Linked DNA regions of Homo sapiens: region 1 is linked to region 2. A link is a loop called in an ENCODE intact Hi-C map of the cell type or tissue named here. Cell type or tissue: dorsolateral prefrontal cortex. All regions are shown on one strand. Links, peaks and the distances in the headings refer to the core of each region. The heading gives the core; the rest is flanking DNA.

Region 1 (8,329 bases), core at 64-8,063, 59 kb after region 2:
GAGCAGAGCACAGAAATGGCACAGGCGATGGGTGGTAGCCCTCTGGGAGCTGTTTCATCCAGAGGTAGGACAAGAAAGGAAGGACTTGCAAAGGAAACAGCAGGCAGACACTGGAGAGAACCAGAGTGCAGGACCATGAATCCCAAGGAGGAAGGGGATTGTGGGCAGGAGGGGCAAACAGTGTCAACCATTGTGAAGAGGTCGACGAGGATGGAGGCTGAGCTGTGGTCATGGGGTTTGCGGATCACACAGTCGACGTCTCCAAGGGCAGCATGCATTGTGGGTAGAAGCCACATCACTGGAGCTTGGTGGAAGGACAGAAGGCATTCGCTTATGGGGATAACAGAGTTAGAGTAATGTTTGCTTGTTATTGTTCTAGACTGGGGAAAAAATGAGTATTTTTGTTGGTTGGGGAGGAAAAGCCTATAGAGAAAGAGATTGCTGACGAAGGCAAAAACAGGTGGTTGAGCCAAGTCTTACAATGAATAAGCAAAAGTTAAATTAGAGGCTTGGATTGACCTTGGAGGTGGTTAGGGGCAGAAGAGAAGAGGGAAGAACAGATTTTTGAAAGCAGAGAGTTGGGAGGCTGAGGCAGGCGGATCACCTGAGGTCAGGAGATCGAGACCAGCCTGGCCAATGTGATGAAACCTCATATCTACTAAAAATACAAAAATTAGCCAGGTGTGGTGGTGGGCACTTGTAATCGCAGCTACTTGGGAGGCTGAGGCAGGAGAATTGCTTGAACCCAGGAGGCAGAGGTTGCAGTAAGCCGAGATCACGCCACTGCACTCCAGCCTGGGCAACAGAGCAAGACTCTCTCTGAGAAAAAAAAGAAAAAGAAAAAGAGAAAAGAAAGAAATGCAGCGAGAGGAAGCGGGGACCCCCGTATTTTCAGGAGAGCAGGGTCTGAGTATTTTGGGGATGGGGATGGAGCCCTACAGGCTTATCCACTGCCTACCCTGCCACCCCCTCCCAATCATATTCCTTTCTGTAGTGTGGAACTATTTAGCGGCTTTAGTACACGGAGGCAGGCTTAAGAATATAACCGCTCCCCCAACCCCATGCATACCATCTTTCGATTTTATTTGTGCTGTGGCTCAGAATAGCTTGCACCCTTAAATTCCTCACGTGCTGCTTCAGTCATTTTCATCACCATAGGTGTTGCCTGTGCTTTGTGGTGGGGTGTTTAGTCCCTCATGGATGGTACCCGTGTCGTGCCAGTCCCAGGGTGTGTCAGATAAGCTGCACCGGCCATATCCTTTCCATGAGGATCTGCCCCCACATAGCCTGCTACATACCCCCAGCCCCCAGCCCCAGCAGATAGACCCTGGATGTCTGGCCAGGGACCAAATTCTCCTGCACAAGTGGGGAGAGAGATGTGTTGCCCACCCAAATGCATGTAACACTTGATCTGCTCGAGAAGGCACGAGAAGCAGAGGATCAGGGGGAGACACCAGGGCCCTGAGAGCTGGGGAGAGCAGCCTGGGTTTCTGGTTCTCTGGGTCCCAGGCCAGTCCCCGTAAGTCCTGGCTAGGCTGCGTATCCTGGGCCCATTCCCCGGCTCCCCCTTGTCTTTCAGCAACCCTCAGTCCAGTCGGAGAAGGTTTCTGTGCCCCACTGCCCTCACACAGGTCTCTGCCAGCCCATCTCACAGGGGCTCCTCCTAAGGCCTGGAGGGGTGCACTTTTCCTTCCCTGCTCTGGGATCACCAACCCAGCTTCTGCCTCTGCCCGGACCCTCATGAGGACAGGCTCCCTCTTTGCTCCATCACATGTAGACTCACCATTCTTGTTCTCTTCCTATTAGCAGAGTGCTTTACTTTTCCACCATGTGAGACCCAGGCTTCTACACAGGGGCTTGTTCATTGAATACTATCAGCAGCATTATTTAGCCGGAAAACCAGTAGATAACATATATTTCCTGATCATTGAAAAAAATACCAGAAGCAATGAATGTTGTTATATCATCCGGAGTGAGGAGATGAGAAAGAATGCTGGCTTTGACCTTCCATCCTGGAGGGCAGCGTGGAAAGGGAGAAGAAAAGCAAGCTGTGCGCCATGTGTGTGGGCAAGGGGGAGAAGGGATGAGAAACAGACTGCCCCTGGCAGGACACAGAGCGTTTGTGGGACCCCCGAGGAATTTGAACTCTCCACAGACCAAGGAGGTGGCAGGAGTAAGACATCGGTATTCTGTAACATCGAGGGAAAATAAGACCAGACTAAGAAGAATACAATAATGTTAAAATACCCAGATCCCCAGAGGCTGGTGTGTCGCTGTGGGTTTGTTTTAGGGATGAAGAAGGGGAATCGATGGTCTGGAGCTAGACTAATGTCTGTGTCTGTTTAGTTTCAGCAGAGATGACCGGAGTTAGATAGGACTCTCATGATTTTGGGCACCTGCTCGCTGGGCTCTAAACCTGGGCCTGGATTTCACAGAGTGGAGAACCAGCCCCTGGAGAAGTCTACCTGCTAGTTTTTAAAAGGAAGAGGGAGCATTGTGACTCCCTGCCAGTTAGGCAGTGTGTAGCCAAGACAGGCTGCCCCCGACATAAGTCCTTTGGACCTCAGTGACTTCACCTTTAAGAAGAGAGACTTGGGCTAGTGGATTCTTGGAGCTCTAAAACTCCCTTTTTCTAGAACACGTCTAGACAGGCTTCTTCACTCCTTACAAGTTCTTTGATCCAGAGTTAAAAGGAACCCTGGAGTGGAGATAAAGCCCACCAGCTCCGTGCAGAGCTGTTGAAGCAGGACAGCAGGGGGCCGGGAGAAGGAACCCTCAGCAAAGCACAGGTGGAATGTGGTCTGCCTCAAGCCTGGGGTTGGATCTACAGTTTTTCTCTTAACAATGCTTTTGCCAGGTTTGCACAAAATTACCTAGCACCTTTACGTCTGGTGAATATCACCGCAGCATTAGGTAAAAACCAGTTCAGGTTTTATGATCAAAACAACATCTGGGCCAGGCGCGGTGGCTCACACCTGTAATCCCAACACTTTGGGAGGCTGAGGCGGGTGGATCACCTGAGGTCAGGAGTTCAAGACCAGCCTGGCCAACATGGTGAAACCCTGCCTCTACTAAAAATACAAAAATTAGCTGGGTGTGGTGGCGGGCACCTGTAATCCCAGCTACTTGGGAGACTGAGGCAGGGGAATCGCTTGAACGGGAGGCAGAGGTTGCAGGGAGTTGAGATCACACCGCTGCACTCCAGCCTGGGCGACAAGAGCAAAACTCCATCTCAAAAAAAAAAAAGAAGAAGAAAAGAAAAAGAAAATTTGGAGCAAAGTTAAGCTGCAGAGGACGGCACAACCAACTGTCTAGGGCCTGTCAGCCCAACCTGTCCTCCTACACAAAGGAGTTGAGTTTGGTGAAGAAGCATCATTTTGCATCATTTCAAAAGTCTCATCCTAAATTCTGTGACATAATCCATCACAAGTAGGAAGCACGCCTCCAGAATAGACTGGATGATGACAAATGGCAGCTCCCACAGAAAGAGAAGATTCATTGCCGCTGGGGTATTGTTTGCAATTCTTTTCAAGGTTGCACTGTTAATTCCCTTGCCCTCCTTCAATTTGGTTCATGGCATTAAACCAGATTTTTCCAGGGAGATTAAAGACGGGTTTGCAGCGGTATCAAAGAGTATCTCTTACATTGTTTGAGTAAAGAGATTAATAGTCATCTACTTGTTTCATTTACATGGAGTTTCCCAAAATGCTACCCAGATCCACAGGCAAATGCTGGGCAGTGACAAGACTGCTTGCACATGGAACTTGGAAAAAGCTTTTTGTTAAAAACCTAAATAACATCCTGTGTCAAAACAAATGTGACAATGGGCTATTATTTCTCTCCCCATAATAGCATGTTGTCACATCTCTGTGTCCTGCATGAATGGGGGAAGGGAGGCCTTGTGAGAGGGAGCAGGGTGGGGGAGGCGTGCTGAAACCTTAGAGAGGCACTTCCTGGTTTTGCATTTTCTAAAAACAGAAACTGCTCCTGGGGGAGATAACTCGGAGGTTAATCTCTGCAGGTGCCCGGCCACAGCCTCGCGTTCATTTCCAGAGAAGGGCTCTGAGGTTGCCTGAGAACACCAGCTACAGTGACCTGACCGCGTTTCTCACGGCCGCCAGCTCCCCTTCGGAGGTGGACAGTTTTCCTTATTTGCGAGGATTAGACGGAAATGGAACAGGTAATTGGAGTCTTTTCTCTTTTCAGTGGGAGTTACTGTGTTTTAGTCTTTACATGTGGATTTTAGGTATGATTGGGAGTTTTAGCACTATGTGGGAGAAAGGCACTGAAGGTGCAGAAGGGGAATTCTTGGTACAAGTTCAAGTGCTTTGAAACTGTGTTACGTCGGTACGAGCCCTGCAGAATTACATGTTAGCACATTGGTCTCCTTGAGCTTTTCTTCTGTTACCAGTTGCCTTAAGCACCTTCTCTGAGCTCTCCTTTGGTGGACTAAATATATTCAATTCAGAGAAATTCTTATTGAAATTGCAATTTTTTTAAGTATAAGATTAGACTTAGGGTTTTTGGCCCAGCTGCCCTCTGCCTCGTCCCACGAGCCCCCATTTGAGAGGGTAGCCTGTGGGTGGGTGGGGCTGGTAGAGACTTACCACCCCACCCACCTATGCTGCAGCCAGGAGGGGAAGAGGTGGTGCTTGGTCCAACTCAGAGACAGGCATACCTTGGCTCCATGCCCCACCGGCATGGGGACCACTTAGGATGGGGAGCCTCCGCCCTCTGCCATCTGTGTCCACCCAGCTCTTTCCCACATCGTTTCTTTCTCTGCACTTGCTCTCTCTGTCCTCAACTGGGCATAGAGTGGCCAGGCTTTGAATTTGCTTTAGAATCCGCCCTCTCCTGGCAGGTCTCTAAGTCAGCTGGGTCAGTACCACTATTCTGGCATGCCACAGCTAAAAGATCAGAGAAACTAAAAGCCATCCACCAGAAAATAAGTGATAATTCCTTATCAGAGAAAGACCCAAGACGGGTACCTTCCACCTCTGTTTGTGTCCAACTGCACCATTCTCTGGACCCCTTTGCACTGGAATGGTCCCCACTCCTCCTGGTGGAAGAGGTGTCAGGATTCTGGAGTCCTGAATTATTTTCTTGTCTACCCCACTTTCCTTTCCCCCACACTTTAAACTAATCACAGCATTAAAATTTTAAATCAAAGGCTGTTCTGAGTTGCATTCTGCTAGGAGAGTAACTCACTGCATTTCCCAGGGATACTTGGCTTGAATTTCACTTAATTTTCCAGTGCTTTACATAAACTGATTATTCTGAAAAAGCTTTTAAACCTGAAACATTTGATCCATTTTGTAGCATATTAATAAGTTTCTGGTTATACATAAAGGCAACATGGTGATTTGTTACTCATTTTTCTTCTCTCTGTTTTCCAAAACGTTTCTTCTTTAATTTTTGTGTGCTGATGAGGATGTGATTAACTTGTCAGTAAATATGTCAGTACTTGGTCATCAGAAAGATGGCATAGCAGTCATCTTAAGTAAACATTATTAGGAAAAAAAAATGTTGACTATTACTTGAAATGTGCCGGTCTGGGAGAAAAGTCTTGTTTTGGGGAGCATGAAGAAGTGGTTTAAGGCTGGGTGCGGTGGCTCATGCCTGTAATCCCAGCACTTTGGGAGGCCGAGGTGGGTGGATCATTTGAGGTCAGAAGTTTGAGACCAGCCTGGCCAACATGATGAAATGCTGCGTCTACTAAAAATACAAAAATTAGCTGGGTGTGGTGGCAGGTGCCTGTAGTTCTAGCTACTCAGGAAGCTGAGGCAGGAGAATCGCTTGAACCCAGAAGGTGGAGGTTGCAGTGAGCCAAGATCGTGCCACTGCACTCCAGCCTGAGCAACAGATCTAAACTCTGTCTCAAAAAAAAACAAAAAAACAAAGTTTTAAAATATCATAGCCAGCATCCAGCCTCCCGGACAAAATGGTGCACGATCCACAAAACCCTAACTTGGAGGGACAGCCTCCGTGCTCGGGACTCATTAAATTTTTCTGTGCCCCACTTCCAGTAGCTCTTGAATAAATTATGCAGTCTGAGAAAATGGGGGAAAACGAACACTAAGACACAGAACTATTGATTTTAGAGGAGTTTGTCCTATTTTAAGATCATTCCGTGATTTCAAAGGGAAGAGAGGTCTTTGCAATGTGACATGAAATTTCTCTTCCACGGAAAGAATGGATGACTTGACCTAGAAATGACTAGGCTTTCTTGGAGACCTAGCAGCGAAGGCATCCACCCATAGTGAATTCACACGCGCCCTCGGGGACTTGGAACCTGGGCTCCCTTGAGCACAGACACCTCAGTAACTCACCAGCTCCATGGCGGCCCCTGGGGTCAGTTTGCACACAGCTTGTCTTTTGCCCACAGTCACTCATCTCCTGTTTTACTAAAGGCATCTAAGAGCTCACAGCCTAAAGAGAGCACGCCTGGACCAGACGTGTCTTTGGAAGATGACACAAGTTCATCTCCCGAAGACGCAGAAAATGACTAGCGTCATAACCAGAGTTCAGTGAAGGTGGATGGAAACAGAGAGGCTGCGGAAGAGACTGGAAAGGGCTCCGAAAGGCTGTTTTCTGGGGGTACCATGAAGGTTGTGTTGTTTGGTTTAGAGGGTGGATCCAGAGTTGTAAGTAAGTGGAGAAGCATCTTCTCTTTCTAGCTCTTGGGGGCCCCCTCCTCTCACCGGAGAGCATCGCACTCTTCCCCCAGCTGCTGAGAAAGCACAGAATGTTCCGTGGTGTTCCCAAGGGGTTTTTACAAAAATTGCTTTCACTAATAACTCCAGGAAGACAGAGAAGAGTCAATAAAATGACAGGTGCAGACTTTTCCTGCAATTCCAAAAAGTTGGTAGAATACAGAGCCCAACAGAACCTTAGATGTCAGCTGAGCAGAACCTGTCACGTGACGAGTGACCAGGTAGATGGCCCAAGGTGATACAGCTCCTCTCCTCGCTTGGGCCAGTGGTGTTCTGCCCCGCAACACGATCCTGCTGCATTTGCCTGACACCTGCTTGTCTTTGTGCAGACTTAAAGGGAGCCAGGCAACATCCAGATGGAACGGGAAGGATGACCACTTTCTATATAAAACTCAGTATTTTGTGTAAAATTGGAGTTTCATAACAAAGAGAAGGAAAATAGTTTAGCCCTTCAAAATGTGAATTGTTGCAGAATAGGCCAGGCGCGATGGCTCACACCTGTAATCCCAGCACTTTGGGAGGCCGAGGCGGGTGGATCACTGGGAGGGAGGTCAGGAGTTCAAGACCAGCCTGACCAACCTCATCTCTACTAAAAATACAAAAACAAAGAAAAAAAAATTAGCAAGGAGTGGTGGTGTGTGCCTGTTGTCCCAGCTACTCAGGAGGCTGAGGCAGGAAAATTGCTTGAACTGAGAAGGCAGAGGCTGCAGTGAGCCAAGATTGCACCATTGCACTCCACTCTGGGTGACAGAGCAAGACTCTGTCTAAAAAAAAAAAAAAAAAAATCGTTGCAGAATAAACAACATGGGGACATAGAGGGAGAGTCATTGGGAAGGCATAGAGAAGCAGGCATTTAATGAAGCCCTGAGGGAGGAAAGAGGCCTCAAGAAGGCAGATATAATTCCCCACAATGTCTTAAGACAGCTAGAGGACACTAAAGGGACATGAAATCCCATGAACCTAATGCACATTGCTGTCCATTAATATGCTCGTTTCTGCAATGCTCTACTTACTTCTGAATGTTTCAAGCTGAGTGTACTTATTTCCATAGATGCAGGAAGGCATCTAGTCTACCCTCCTTAGTTTTGAAGGTAAGAAAAACAGACCCCAGAGGAATGAAGTCACTTTCAGAGGTGACATAGGCAGTGAGTGGCAGATCTGGTACTGGGACTCCATCTTCCTGGGCTGGGAATGTGCAGGAAGGGAGAGTTGAAAGGTGACAAGGGAGGAGAAGGGAGACACCATTTCTAGGGCTTTTCTCCTCTATCTACCAAGTACCTGCTACCTACGTACTTGGACATCTTGACTAGAGTTTGATGAAAGAAAACAGCACTCCCTGATGGAAAACATTATCTCTCAGTTGTTTATACAGTCTAGTAAATTATTTAATGTCTCTGTAGTTTCTCTTTTTTTGTTTTGTTTTGTTTTGAGACAGGGTGTCACTCTGTCACCCAGGATGGATTGCAGTGGTGTGATCATAGCTCACTGCAGCCTTCACTTCCCAGGCTCAAGTGATCCTCCCACATCAGCCTCCTGAGTAGCTGGAACTGTAGGCATGCACCACCATGCCCAGCTAATTTTTTGTATTTTTTTGTGCAAACGGGGTTTCACTATGT
Region 2 (8,329 bases), core at 292-8,291:
ACCTGGGCAACATAGTGAGACCCCATCTCTGCAAAAGAATGTTTTAAAAATTAGCCAGGTGTGGTAGCACATGCCTGTAGTCCCAGCTACTCAGGAGGCTGAGGCAGGAGAATTGGTTGAGCCCAGGAGATGGAGGCTGCAGTAAGCCATGATCGTGCCACTGCACTCCAGCCTGGGCAACAGAGCAAGACCCTGTCTCAAAAAGTAAATTAGTGCCTGAATAAATAATAATAAATAAAATTGAGCATGGACCCTAGTGGGTATATATTTATGAATTACATGATGCCAGATGTATCTGTATAAAATATCAGTGCAGGCTGGGCATGGTGGCTCACGCCTGTAATCCCAGCATTTTGGGAGGCTGAGGCAGGCAGATCACAAGGTCAGGAGTTTGAGACCAGCCTGGCCAATATGGTGAAACCACGTCTCTACTAAACATACAAAAATTAGCCAGGCGTGGTGGCGCATGCCTGTAATCCCAGCTAGTAGGGAGGCTGAGGCAGGAGAGTCGCTTGAACCTGGGAAGTGGAGGTCGTAGAAGCTGAGATCGTACCACTACACTCCAGTCTGGGCAACAGAGCAAGTCTCCATCTTGAATAAATAAAATTAAAATTAAAAAAAATAAAATATGAGCGCAACCAGACTTCATTTTTAGATAGCACTGTTTATAAGTAGTTTTATGCTTCGTGTTAGTGACCCCTGGCCTGCAGGATAAACCCAGCCCTTATCTGTGGCATTCAAGTTTCTAAAGCTGAATGCGACCCCTGTCTCTCTCCCGTCATGACTTCCTGGCCTTGCCTTTCCTCAGTGTCTGCACATCCCACTCCCAACATACGCCTTTCTTTCTGCATCTCTTTTCTTTGTCTGGTGGCCCCTCCCTGTGTCCTGTTTCCGTGACTGGGAAAGGCCTATATTTTTTTCCTATACAACTGTTGCCACCTTGTGATTTTTTTTTTTTTTCTCCCAGAGGAGATCTGTCTGGGAGCTCTCCTGCTAGACAGAGCAGGGGCAGCTCCAGTGCTGGTGAACTCTTCAGTCCTTGCATCACCCGGACCCACTGTGGGGCTGCAGATGGGCAGAACTGTCTTCTCTTTTACATTGTGCTGGAGAATGCGTGAGTCTGTCTTGGAATAAATCTTTTAAAGTAAAACTGCTTGTCAAAGCACATGTGCGTTGGAGACTTTGGTGATGGTTGTTGCCAGATATCCCTGCGGAGGGGCCATTCACACTTGTATTCCTACCGGGAGTGAACGTTGAATGCCTGTTTTGCCATAGTTATGCCAACACAGTAAATTATCCAACGTTTGGATTTCTGCCAGTCAGGTAAGAACCTGGCATCTCACCTTTGAGATCAGAAACAGCTGCTTTCTGGGATTCCACCTGGGCTTCCCTGCTTATTGAAAGGCAAGCACAAAAGTTATTGGTTGGAGGTGTCCTGTCCATTCTATCATCACTAAGTCAGCATCTTGGAAGGTCTGGAGCCTGCAGACTGGAATGGTTTCTTAGAACCAGGGTAGCCAGACACATGGACTCACCCCGAGGAATGCTCTCCTACAAGCAGGGTCTCACGAAGCCCGTCACCTGACAGTTGTTGACTTTACCTTGCGGGACGCCCCAGAACAAACACACGCAGCAGGAATGGCCTGGTGAGGGAAGGAGGCCACGCGCTGCCCTCCTGGGGCACCACCCCTGGTGCTTCTCAAGCATTCCAGAGGCAGCCTGACACTCTAAACAGAAAATACAGCTGCTCAGCAAACCCAGAAATCCCAGTCATTCAAATAAGATAAACCATCGTGCACAAGGGTGCTTGTTGTAAACTTAGAGTAATGAAAACCTAGAAACAACCTGTGAGTTCAAAATAAGGAATAATTATATGACCTATCTGTAAGATGAAAGGGTAAGTTATCCGTAACGTGAGGTTTAGTGACGAAGGAAAATAATTATGTGCTAAAGTGAAGTTAAAACTGTAAAAATGTACATGTAACATAACCTTCCTGCTGTGTAAAGAAAAATTGCAGAAAAAAACACACCTGGGGGAAATATACTAAGATGTTAGGTTTAGTGGCTTCTGGGAGCTGGGGTTGTGTATGTGGGATTATATTTTTCTTTCTGTTTCTTTATATTTTTTCTGTATTTTCTACCTTATATTGATAGTCAGGGGGCGAGGGCAAGGGGAAAGAGGTAAAAATCAAACACCTCTCCAGCCGCTCCTTGTCTCCAATAAAAAGGACATCAGAGCTTCTTAAGGCCTGAGCTTGGGACTAGGGAGTTGGGGGGACACCAGGTGAATCCCAGGGAGGTAAGGCGATGGCTTTCTAGCATGATCAAGGTCTCTGTGATCTCGATTAGTGAGAATAGAGTAAATTCTTTGGGTTGAAGAGATTTGCTGAGACCTTTGTGAACAAATATTTGCCCAGATACAAGTGCTAAGTCTGTTAGAATAAGGGGATAATGTGGTATTAAAAGGTGATTTCTCCAGGGTGCTGTCACAGGCACGCTCTGCAGTAGAGACATTGTCATTGAGAAGGAAGCTTAGCCATTTCTCATAATAATAGTGATGATAACAAAGCCCACACCGTGAAAGGCTAGCCACGGGCCTGCACAGATGTGAATGTTCTACACATATCAAACCACACAACTAACACTCAAAGTACGGTGTTTTCGATGTTAATACTTGACCCGTTTTGCAGATGGGAGAAACCGAGACAAAGGAAGATGAGACAGCTTGCGCCCATCACAGCCAGGACATGACAGAGCAGCTTGGCTCCAGAGTGGAACCACTCTCTGCCTTCCTATATTAGATGGATCCAAGGACAGGCGGAAATGTTGTCTGTCTGTCCTCATTGTGGTAGGAATTACACAGGTGTATACGTGTGTCCAACTTCATTAAACTGTACACTTCATTAAAATGGATGGACTTTATTATATCTAAATTATACCTCAACCAGGTTGGTTTTAAAAAATAATAAAAAGGCCTGAGGGTGACCTCTTCTCGAATTCCAAACTGGAGTCTGAGATCGTACCATTCTGATATGAGGAAAGGCTAGGCTCAGCTGAAACTCAGCCACCCATCCCGGAGGAACCGGAGAGACAGGGCCCAGACAGCGCCAACCAGCCTCCTCCCCGCGGCTGCAGGCCAGGCCGAGGTGGCAGGGGTGCTGGCTTGGAAGTCATTCCTGGGCTCGTGAGAAGTGACAGGAATGTGGCAGCGGATACTCCCCAACTTCCCACCTGGGCACGCCAGGAACCTGTGCCATTTCGTGGTTGGCGTCTTTGGAGTTGGGATGAAATGCCTTGATCTGCACCAGCAAAGCAGAAGAGTGCTGGGGCCCTTGAACTCTTTCCCCCGAAATAATAGGATGCAGAAAACTGCAGCATTCCATTATTTGTTCCTGTCACACAGGGAAATGCAGAGCCCAGGCCAAAATGGAAATCAGGTCTGATTGCTTCAACGAGAACACCTCGGTCCCAATTTTAGGTCAAGCCAGGGGTATTGGACAGTTGGCCAGATGGACCCGGTAACCCATGTTCCTTATACAATGGACTTGATTCACACCCTAGGCAAATGACAGTCTTCCCCGTATGGCCAGCCTCAAAAAGACATAGAAATAGATAAAACAGCCAAAGTTAAACTCTGCAAGTGCCTGGGGTCTACTGTGTTTGAGAATTGGATATTTGGTCAGTCCACTTAAATAAGAGCTCTAAAACATGCCACATGGAGATTTCTTTCTTTTTTTTTTCTTTTTTGCTAGGAATGTTAAGATCTCAGTGGCAATGGTGATGTGCATTCAGCCCTTTGTTATAATAACACACGACGTGCCTCCTGTTTTGAAATCCTTCCCCAGTTGTAGGGTGACGGTTTATCCTACCAGATACCGCATGACCAGACGCTTGGCGTGTCACGCTTCACATTATGGGGTTCTGGCAGTGGAAACTGATTGGGGAGGCACAGTGTCAACAGGAAATATCTGCCAGCGACACAGAAAAGGCTTCAGGAAAGATAACAGGAGGAGAGGCCAGATCCCGTCGTTGCCTTGCACTATGCAGATCGAGGAAGTGGGGAGTGATTCTGCCTTGTACAGAGCGTGTGGATTCACACAAAGTTCTCTTCTGTCCTGGCAGGAAACAGATCAACCCTCGGTTGGGGAAGGTGGAGGCTTGCTTTTCTCTGATCACACACTCTTGCAAACCTTAAAGCAGTTTCCATTAAACATATTTTATTTCTTCCAAATTAAGGATGACAATGTGAACCGTGAATGGCATTATTCACCGTGGGAAGCTGTTTTCCTTCACCCTCGGGATGTTTATGTATGCACCTTCATTTTCCTTGGCGTTTGGATGTGATTTCTTATGAAAGACTTGGAAATCTGCAAAAACTCACGAGTTACAAACCTACCGGTACTCAGAACTCTCCTGCATTTTCTAAGTGGTCAGTTCCTTTATTGTAAGAAAGCTGACTTGTTACAGTATCTCTTTAAAGGCAGTCCACGGTTTATATATTTTCATCTTCAATTTCTTTCTAGGCTGGTTCTTTAGGAGGAAGATTAAGTGTTAATCTTGGACCCTTGGTGCCAGAGTTAAGACCACGAGGACAGAGAAGTTCCAAGAGGGAAAATTTTAGCTCAAGGAAAGAAAGGATTTTCTAATATCCAGAACCACACAGGCATGGAATGGGCTGGCTGCCCAGGGCTGGAAAGTGAGTGGCAAACCCTGAAAGCATTTCAGCCACCAGTGCTGGAGTTTTTCCTCCTGAGGCTGCTGGGTCCTGGAACAGGAGGTTTACTGCTGCAAAGCAGTGGGTCAGAGTAGGAATTCCCAGTGTGTTTCCACGGAGGAGGAACCGTGCTCCCATCCAGTGCCCTGGGACTCTACGTGTCTCTGGAGCTGGTTTCTGGGCCAGTGCTTTGTTCCTGGCACACAGGGAGATGCAGAGCCCAGGCCAGAATGGAAATCAGGGGTCTGCTTGCTTCATCAAGAACATCTCGCTCAAAAGTAGAGAATAAAAAAGTGCAAGGCCGGGCACGGTGGCTCACCCCTGTAATCCCAGCACTTTGGGAGGCCGAGGAGGGTGGATCACCTGAGGTCAGGAGTTCGAGACCAGCCAGGCCAACATTGTGAAACCCATCTCTACTAAAAATACAAAAATTAACCGGGCGTGGTGGTGGGCCTGTAATCCCAGCTACTCAGGAGGCTGAGGCAGGAGAATCGCTTAGACCTCGGAGGCGGAGTTTGCAGTGAGCCGAGATTGCACCACTGCACTCCAGCCTGGGCAACAAGAGCAAAATATCGTCTCAAAAAAAAAAAAAAAAAAAAAAAAAAAAAAAAAAAAAAAAACACACAGTGCTGAACTCATTCCAGTAGTTGATTTACATTCCGGTGACAGATTTTTAAAAAGAGTAACAAACAGTTCAGTTTGCAGCCGGGCACCTCTGTGAGCCACAATCTGAGCTGCACAGCCCTGGGGGTATGGAGGGACAGGAGAGGGTCCCTGAGAAGGTGGAGCCCCCCGAGACTCGTGCATACCCCCAGTGTTGCCCCACTGGCTTTAACCAGAGCAAGCTCTAATTTTACTTAGTGTCAGCATAGCATTTTATCTTTAAAGGGTTCAGAGGCTTTAAAAATATTCGAAAGCTCCCCACCATAGCAGCAGACTCCTTTTGGAGTTCAGCAGCGAGTAAGCAACAGGGCTTTAGACTTAGAGTGACAGTTGGAGTGAGCGTCTCTCCATTTCTAACCTTGCTGCTTTGTTTATGAAGCATATTTTCTTTCCTATTCTTCTTTCAAGCTCACTTTTATAAGCAGGGGGCTTTTGATCCTCTCTTTCGATGACCCGATCTGGTCCGATTCAAAAGGCCATGCCTGGAACTTGAATGGGAGGCAGCTTTGGTATAATAGGAAGTGCACGAGATTTAGAAGATGCACGCTTGAATCTCAGCTCTGCTGGGTGGCAGCTGTGTGCCCTGGGCAGGTCACTCACCTTCTCCGAGTCAGCTTCCTTGTCTTTAAAAATGGGGCTGATCTCACATACCTCACTGTAACAGTAAATAATCACGTAATGTACGTGAGGAACATTCACATGTAGGATGAGGCCTTCAGTTTCACTGGCACCTTGGACTAGCACTGTCTAGGCATCATTTTTCTTGGAGCTGTTATCAAAGCCATATTGACTGTGAATGAGAGAAAATACCCTGTCACATGCACAGAAAAGGCTAGGCAGAGGAGAATTCTCCTTTACTCTCCTGGACCTCAGGTGCTTCTGTTCTTCCAGGGGGAAAACGTGATGCCGCCTTCTTTATCTTGAGAGCAATCACCTCCTACTCTATGCCTCCCAGGTGGGGTGGGGCGGCTTACTAGGGGGCTGTGGGGCGGGAAGAAACCAGGGACTGCATTTCATACTAAGCCACCCAGAAGAATGCTTTAGAGCTTATTTAAGGGGAATCCCAGGATATATGGAGATGAAGCTAAATTTATTTCTCATTTTTAATGCCAGGAGAGCAATGCAATCTGTTTGAAGGAGGAAACAAAAGCATTTACCCAGGGAAGGCGAAGGTTACTTCCTACAGAGTGGAGCCTTCCAGTGCCATTCCCTATTTTTGCAGCAAGTGGGTCAAAAATAACTAAAAGGGAATATAGGCTTAATTTTTTTCTCCAATCTTCTTCCTCCCCCTCTAAGTCATTGAAATGTCAAATGCAAAAATAGACAATCCTGCAACAAATACATTGAGAATATACCCATGCTGCAGAAAGCATGTGCTTGTAAAGATACAGAAGCCTGCCCAGTCTCTGCAAACAGAAATGCTTAGACCCTGAGTGTAAAATAAGTGGCCTGTTTTTTCTTTTTAAAGGCAACAACTGTAAATGTGTATTGTTTGAGGAACAGGGGGCAGTAGCCTGTGGGTGGGCCTATCAGGCTGTAACTGCATGAAGAGCAGGGATAAGGCTTGGAACAGAGATACGCCCCAGCAGCCCATCCTTCCAGCAGCCCTAGGTCCCCTGTATCTCATGCTGGCCTGGACTCAGCCCCTCCTGGAGGGCTCTGTCTTCCCAGCCCTGCTCCAAGACCCACGTGCTTGGGGTCCATCCTGCCACAGAGCTGCCTTCCAGGTACAGAGAGATGGAAAGGGAAGGAGACCCTCTGGAGGCTTCAGGCTTAAACCCAATGGGTCTTTTTTTTTTTTAAGACAGAGTCTCGCTCTGTCATGCACTGCGACTTCTGCCTTCCTGGTTCAAACGGTTCTCCTGCCTCAACCCCTGAGTAGCTGGGACTACAGGCACGCGCCACCACGCCTGGCTAATTTTTTTGTATTTGTAGTAGACGGGGTTTCACCATGTTGGCCAGGCTGGTCTCGAACTCCAGACCTCAAGTGATCCTCCTGCCTTGGCCTCGCAAAGTGCTGAGATTACAAGTGTGAGCCACCATGCCCAGCCCCAATGGGTCTTTATACTAGAAGGAGTTTTCGTTTTAAAGACGGGTCAGTTGGAGAGAACATTTGGTATTGGGTTGCAGAACAGGTTAGGCTGTGGGAGAGGGGCCAGGTTGGTCACGGTACTCTGCATTCAAGGCAGTGGGTCACAAGACCAGACCAGTTTGCATCTCAGCTCTGCCATTTGTAGGACATGTTTAACCTTCTTAGGTCACCCTTTCCTTTACAACAACCCAAGGGTATTACCTGCTCTAACCTGTGTCACAACATTAAGATCAAATAAGAGAAACCGTGTGATGATTTATTGGAAACTAGATTATCCCATACATAAAAAAGATGCTGTTTAGGGATTTTAAAAAATTTTTCGTTCCTCTTACCCACCAAATTCCTGCTCACCAAACACTTTCCCCCAGTCTGCACCTGCCCCCACACAGGCATTGCAACAGAAACTGGAAACTGGCCATTCTTTTATATATTTGGTTTTTGAAGGCCAGAAAGAAAATTTGACTATCAAGTATCATCGGATTCTTAAGCCCAACTTTTTTAGTTTTAGGCTAGTGCGTCCTACACCCAAAGACAACTTGTATTTGTTGCTCAACAAAAATACCAGAGACTACAAACGTTAGAGATTAGAGGTTAGAAATTAAACATATCTTTTGTGTTCTTTCCTCCTAACTGAACATTTACCCAGTCACTAAGCAAAAATAATTTAATGATCACTGAAAGTTTGCTGTGTTTAAATATTAGCAGCACAGGTAAATATTACCTGCAATTTTAATTCATTTGTTTTTCACATTGGAGAAAAGAAGGCATAGAAAATGCAGATTTCCTGCAAGTCCTGAGGAAAGTCTTTAGAAGTTAGGTGGGATTAGCTTCTTCCCCTCCAAATACTTTGTTTTGTTTGT

The links. Hi-C counts contacts between places; a loop is a spot of excess contacts. Peaks named below come from ENCODE experiments on the same cell type or tissue, not always from the same donor. Only the 100,000 strongest peaks of a DNase experiment are listed, where the experiment ranks them.
Region 1: it touches region 2 in a loop (2.5-fold over the local background); 3 of 110 quality-filtered maps call a loop at or near these places.

Annotation. Positions count from the first base shown.
Region 1 is chr10:15,250,572-15,258,900 of GRCh38, reverse strand. FAM171A1 (family with sequence similarity 171 member A1) reads left to right here. Exons shown (of 8, transcript NM_001010924.2): 4 at 4,022-4,180. Among named protein-coding and RNA genes, the nearest start is that of FAM171A1-AS1, 46 kb to the right of the region's middle. RefSeq lists an enhancer at 2,544-3,187. In dorsolateral prefrontal cortex, for the core only: a CTCF peak has its summit at 4,872 (motif pointing left); DNase peaks (open chromatin) are centred at 3,920 and 4,761; H3K4me3 peaks cover 3,507 bases; H3K27ac peaks cover 5,956 bases.
Region 2 is chr10:15,309,679-15,318,007 of GRCh38, reverse strand. All of the region lies in intron 1 of FAM171A1 (family with sequence similarity 171 member A1), which reads left to right. Among named protein-coding and RNA genes, the nearest start is that of FAM171A1, 57 kb to the left of the region's middle. In dorsolateral prefrontal cortex, for the core only: no CTCF peak of the experiment used is centred there; DNase peaks (open chromatin) are centred at 3,162, 3,987 and 4,777; H3K4me3 peaks cover 1,335 bases; H3K27ac peaks cover 7,267 bases.